Linked DNA regions of Homo sapiens: region 1 is linked to region 2. The links are chromatin loops, found by intact Hi-C in ENCODE. Cell type or tissue: A673. All regions are shown on one strand. Each heading gives the region's core, and the rest is flanking DNA. Links, peaks and the distances in the headings are about the cores only.

The links. A loop is a pair of places that touch in the nucleus more often than their neighbours do. Peaks named below come from ENCODE experiments on the same cell type or tissue, not always from the same donor. Only the 100,000 strongest peaks of a DNase experiment are listed, where the experiment ranks them.
Region 1: it touches region 2 in a loop (8-fold over the local background); 10 of 110 quality-filtered maps call a loop at or near these places.

The regions. Positions count from the first base shown.
Region 1 is chr4:180,448,289-180,451,212 of GRCh38, forward strand. All of the region lies in intron 2 of LOC105377567 (a long non-coding RNA gene), which reads left to right. Among named protein-coding and RNA genes, the nearest start is that of LINC00290, 710 kb to the right of the region's middle. In A673, for the core only: a CTCF peak has its summit at 1,276; a DNase peak (open chromatin) is centred at 1,313; H3K4me3 peaks cover 853 bases; H3K27ac peaks cover 429 bases.
Region 2 is chr4:180,663,442-180,666,365 of GRCh38, forward strand. No RefSeq gene overlaps it. Among named protein-coding and RNA genes, the nearest start is that of LINC00290, 490 kb to the right of the region's middle. In A673, for the core only: a CTCF peak has its summit at 1,519 (motif pointing right); DNase peaks (open chromatin) are centred at 1,570 and 2,230; H3K4me3 peaks cover 513 bases; H3K27ac peaks cover 1,653 bases.

The sequences.
Region 1 (2,924 bases), core at 196-2,695, 220 kb before region 2:
GGTTCTAGAATCAGGCAACACATCATTTTATAAAATAAAATAAATGTTCAGATGAGCTGAGCCGAGGAAATTGGTTTCATAGGCAGGAAAGGTCTGAAGAAGGCAGAAATGGTGAATAAAAAGCAGATGAATCATTTCAAAGTGACTTCTCTTATGGGGTTAAAATCAGAGAGGACTTCCTTATTATGCTAACAAAGTTCAACTGGACTTTCCTGTTTTTTTTGGAAAACTGGGCAGTTTCAAAATTCAATTTGAGTAGGTGGCACTTAGCATATGTGACTCCATTCTAGTTTGATCTGGTCTGCTGGGGCCTAGGGCAGGAGGCTGGTCCAAAACAATGGCCTCCCATAAACTTTCTTTAACAGGTGCTAAAACTCATTTGTATCATTTTGTATTGTATACTATATAATGTTACACTTATTTTTATAATAAATGCAAGAGAATAGTTTTCTCCCTTCTATTTGATTCCATTTGTTTTTTACCCCACTCATAAGCTTCTCTTGGGAAAGAACCAATTTGACGCCAATGCCCAAACACCTCTGAGTCCACAAAGAAACAGAGAGTACAACCTTCTTTGGCTAGGTTTGAATTATTAAAGAAGAGGTTTAAAAATATTTCTTGCGTCTCTCTGTGATATACTGGAAGCCTTCTGCTTCTCTCCATCTTCATAAAAGCTACTATTCAAACTGCTTCTCTTAAATTCACCTAAAGAGGTATACCTTCACTGTGAGAATGAGTATTAGTCTTCCAAAGTTTGTTTAGCTACTATTATTATTTCCATTGATTTTACACAAAGATAAAGAAAATAGCTAGAGTTGGCAAGGAGATTAAATGTATAAATATATACAAAAAAAGAAAATTCTGACTGCTTTGTTAATATGTACAAAAAGAAAATTCTGACTGTTGGAAAATTCTGACTGCTTTGAAAATATATACAAAAAAAGAAAATTCTGACTGCTTTGAAAATTCTGACTGCTTTAATAGACCGTATAAGATTAAAACCTACATATAGCCTCTTCAGATTTTACAGTATTTCTTTCTGATGGATAATTTTAAGGTTTAATGTATATAATCACGTGCTACACCATTACAAGGTAAATATCAGAATTTATTATTGCCAGGTAGATATGAAACTGAGACTCACATCTAAATTCAACCAAAGATACTTGTTTCTCAGTGTGTTTGTGCCAAATCAAATATAGTGACATTATCCACAGATGTATAAAGAAGAGACGGTTTTCTCTGCAGCCCACAAATGTGTGGTGAAGCTCCCTCTCCTTTAGAGGGCGCAAGTTGGCTGCCAGCTCCCTGCTGCCTAGTCAGTGACGATTTCCTGTTTCCAGTGACTAGAATCCTGCCTGCCTGGAGTTAGAAATGACCAGCACGGTAGGAGGATGGAAGATCTATAATATTAAACTTCTATGTGTTTTTTCTACCTACGCCTTGCTTTTATATCCAACTGGGATTTCTGGCCCCAAGTTTCACTTATTTATCCACGAAAGGCAATATCAAGCAGAGACTGGGTTTATGCTACTGAAACTTAACATTTCATACAGGTAATTTATGAAAGTATATCAACCCTGGAAGAGGATTTTTGAACTTCAGAATTCCCTAATAATTTTGCTGCTGAAAGAAATTTGCTCTTGGCTTTCAGAGTTTAGAGAATATAGTTGCAGATATCAATTTAATTCGGTATTTGAGTGCCTACTACATGCAAAACATTTTGCTAGATTTCTTGAAGGATGCATGAAATAAGCTTATATTCATTATATGGTCATTACTTTAAACTAATAACTAATTTTTTTTTAGCATTTGCTCTCCCAGGCGTTGTACTTATATTCAACGTTTCATTTAATAAATTCTCATAATAATATTTTGTGATAGACATCTTTACTATTCCTAAGTATAAAAAGGAGACAAAAAGGCTAAATAACTTGCCAGATATCATAGCTTATTATATTAAAGGTGTTCAGTAAGGTGTATGTAGATATTAAAATCATCCTGCCTTCAAGGTTTTAGCGATCAAGTAGGAAAGACAAGAATAAAGAGAAAAAAATAAAGTATAGGTACAGCAAATGCCATAAGAAATGAGAAAAATGCTATGGAAACACTGATATGGGGGCAGTTAACTTGGTCTGAAAAACAAGAGGCTGAGGAAAGTTCTAGAGAAAGAAAGCAATCTTTCAAGCCTGACTTTGACGTATGAATAGAACTTCCATAGCTAAGACAGTTATGGCTGGGCAGAGTGGCTCACTCCTGTAATCCCAGCACTTTGGGAGTCCGTGGCAGGTGGATCACTTGAGGTCAGGTGCTTGAGACCAGTCTGGCCAACATAGTGAAACCCCTTCTCTACCAAAAAACACAAAAATTAGCCGGGCATGGTGGCGCATGCCTGTAGTCCCAGCTGCTCGGGGGGCTGAGGTGGGAGGATTGCTTGAGCCCATTGAGGTGGGAGGTTGCAGTGAGCCAAGATTGTGCCACTGCACTCCAGCCTGGGCAACAGAGTGAGACTCTGTCTCAAAAAAAAAAAAAAAAAAAAAAAAAAAAAGACAAAGTCAGGAAGGAAAGAAAGGGCAAAGCCGAAAGACATTGCAAACTATGAGAATAGCAGGAACAAAGAGGTTGGGAAGTACAAATTATACATGGCCCCTACCTGAATAGTTCAGTAGGCAGGTATGGATCTGCAGAGGAGGATGAGGCTATACAAATATTTTTGTTGAATGGTTTTGGATGCACTGAATGCCAAGTCAAAGCATAAGCGATGACTTTTAGAACGGCTCTTTTGTTATTCAGTTGTGTGTGTCTCAATAACCACAGTAAACATTATCAAAACTAACACATGACAGGGTACTTACTTTTCAGAAACCTTTTTCCACTATTTTAGGGAATTCTCTGCTAAAGAAAAGAAATCATAGGCAGGTAAG
Region 2 (2,924 bases), core at 134-2,633:
AATCTACAAATTGCTGTTTAGCTTCCATGTGTGATATTTAACTAATTGTTCATTGCTGTGCAAACCTTTAACTTCATAGATGTCATGAATTTAAAGTGAATAAACATTGCTTTTCTATTTATTAAAATAGTGTAGTGTAATAGTGAATACTAAAGCTTCCAGGTACTTTAAAATACCATCTTCCACTGTCTGCTGTGCAGTTTAATTTCAGACTGTTGAGGTTATCAATCATTCCTTAGAAAACTGTAAAATACGCTTGACTTCTACAGAGAGGCTATAGGATGCAGTGAAAATTGAGTTGCCAGGGAGTAAGAGAATTGGACTCTAGATCATCTCTGCCTAGCGGTGCTCCCTTTTCTTCTGTGGTTTTGCTACCTCACCAGAAAAATTAGGTATTGCATTAAATGACTGTAAATGGACTTTCCAACAGAGTGTCTTTCTGGGGGGCTAAAGAGATTTTATGTGGAGTGCAATCAATGTCTGGAAACAAAAATGAGAGCTAAAATATGTACTATGCTACCTAGGAGAAATTTCATGCAAAGTTTTAGATTAGATGTTTCTTTCCCCCTTAAATATAGACACATCAGTAATCTCTTCCTGAGCTTGAATATTATATTCTTGGCTAATCTGGCAACTGCTGGTGAAGGGAATAATTTTGTTTGCTGTAGAAGAAAGAAAGGCTCCACTGAAAACATATTCAGGAAGTGGGATGCATGACTGCGTTTTTCCTAAGTTCACATGAGGCATTGTGAACTTTGTTTGTGCCTGCTATTTATTTTGTATGGTCGTTATTTCCCTTGATATTTTGTTTGCAGCTTTTTCCCCTCTACGGTTTGATGCCTGCGATAATAACAATGCCCCTGCAAAACAAATCCACAATGAGTAAATAGCAATGGTTCTTCTAACCCTCTCTCAAAGAAGAATTTGATCCCTTGCCAGGCATTTTCTGTTTCCCTAGGCCTTTAAAATGACCTTAATTTGCAGACATAATCTGGCATCGTTGTCGCCTGTAACAGAGATGTCAATATTAGAAGTTTGAATCCTGGAATGATCACAAGTGGGATTATTTAATTCCTAAGAAGGCTGGCAGTTGAGGGCAAGAAAGATGCATTTGGAACAATCTCCAAGAGTTTTTTGTTTTTGTCTTTGGTTTCCAACTAGAAAAGGAAAACAGAGATTCAAATCCTAAGCAGACTTTTCAAAAGACAGGCTTCTTCCAAGCAGTAAGAAAATACTATTTCTATTCAAAGACACTTGAAGCTTGTGTTCCTTCATACCTGCCTGGGGTGCTGAGTTTGCAGAGCCTTTCTGCAGACACCTGAGGTTTTTATCAATGAGAATCATGAAGCTTTGGAGAAATAATATACAATAAAAGAGCAATAACTGCTCTTATTAGGCTCTTTCAAGCCATCTGGTGTGATTTTTTTTTTTTTTTTTTTGCACTTTCACGGACAAAAAATTTTGTTGATAAAATTGCCACTGAATTGTAAGTCATGCATCCTTATTGGAAGGCTGATTCTTTGCACCACTAGGTGGCAGTGTAGTCACGTACTTATGGTTATTCATCTGCCAGCTCCTAAATAACAGGGCTTCCGGCTTCAGTGTTAGGTTTCCAAGCCTCTCGTGCATCCTAATATCCATGTCTCCTTTATTCAAAGGACAAGCATATCTGTACTTAAGTGATTTACTCTGTACATCAAGCTCTGTGAAATTTGCACTTATGTTTTGCTTTTATTTTCAAAGAAAACACTTGAATACATTTTCAACAAAATATTACAAGTATCATGCTGATCTTCAACTAATTATTTTTTTATTTAAAATGCTCGGTATGAAAATGTTTTTATGAGCACATGAAAAATAGAAAGCTTGAGAGATGTAGTTTAAAAAATATTATTCTAAACTCACAAAAGTAAAGCTTTGATCTGTCTCTTGAATTATTTAAAAAAGAATAAATGAGCATATATAATTCAAATCTTGGAGTACTATCAAGGGCATCACTATGGGAATTATCTAATGTATTTATTTAAAATATTTTCTACAGTAGACTTTCCAGAAATAATGATGCTTAGAAGAGGGCACTTTTAGTGTTATAATTTTAGTTTGGAATAATTTATGCAAATAATATAGAGTGTTCTCTAGAAATATCCTAGTTTCTTAAGGAATGATGTAGTCTCTTGGATTCTTATATAGAGAAGCTTGTGGTATCTTGTTTCGTATATTTTTGGCAAACTGCCACATTCCGGGATGTCTTTATCACCTTGTTTGACCCACAAAGTGCAGTATCTGCAATGTGGACAAAAAAAAAAAAAAAAAAAAAAAAATCAATAAAATTATTTCCTGCTTCTCATCACTTTCTTTGTTCTAAAAGAAAAGAAAATCCAAGCCCTAGTAGATAAACATTATCTGACCAAACTCTTTTGCATATGTCTTATCTAAACTTTCTTCTGTATTTGGCTGCCTATACAGTCTTACTCTAATATTTTCTAGAGAAACTGGTGTTACGAAAATGCCGGGGGTTTGGTCTAGGTCTCCTTGCTTGCCACAAAGAAAGCCAATCACTAAGACAAGGAAGATTGCCAGGGAAGACTTTATTCAGGTGCTGCAGCCAAAGAGACAGGAGATAAGTTTCAAATCTGTCTCCTCAACCAACTAAAGTTGGGGGGTTTATATATCAGGGAAGGAATGTAGCTACCTGCAGGGAAAAAATCAATTAGGGAGGAGTAAGGAAGTAATCAAGGTGGATGAGGGGCCCGGCATCTCATTTTCTGGATGTAGTCATCTGGTGAGTTTCAGTCCCTTGCCTGAAAGTTGGTTTTAAGACAGGGAGGGTCAATTTCTATGTTATTAAAAAACGCGTAATGTTGGATGAAAAGAGGCATCGCAAATTCCCCTAGGGAGGTTTTTTTCTATTTGGTCATCCAGGG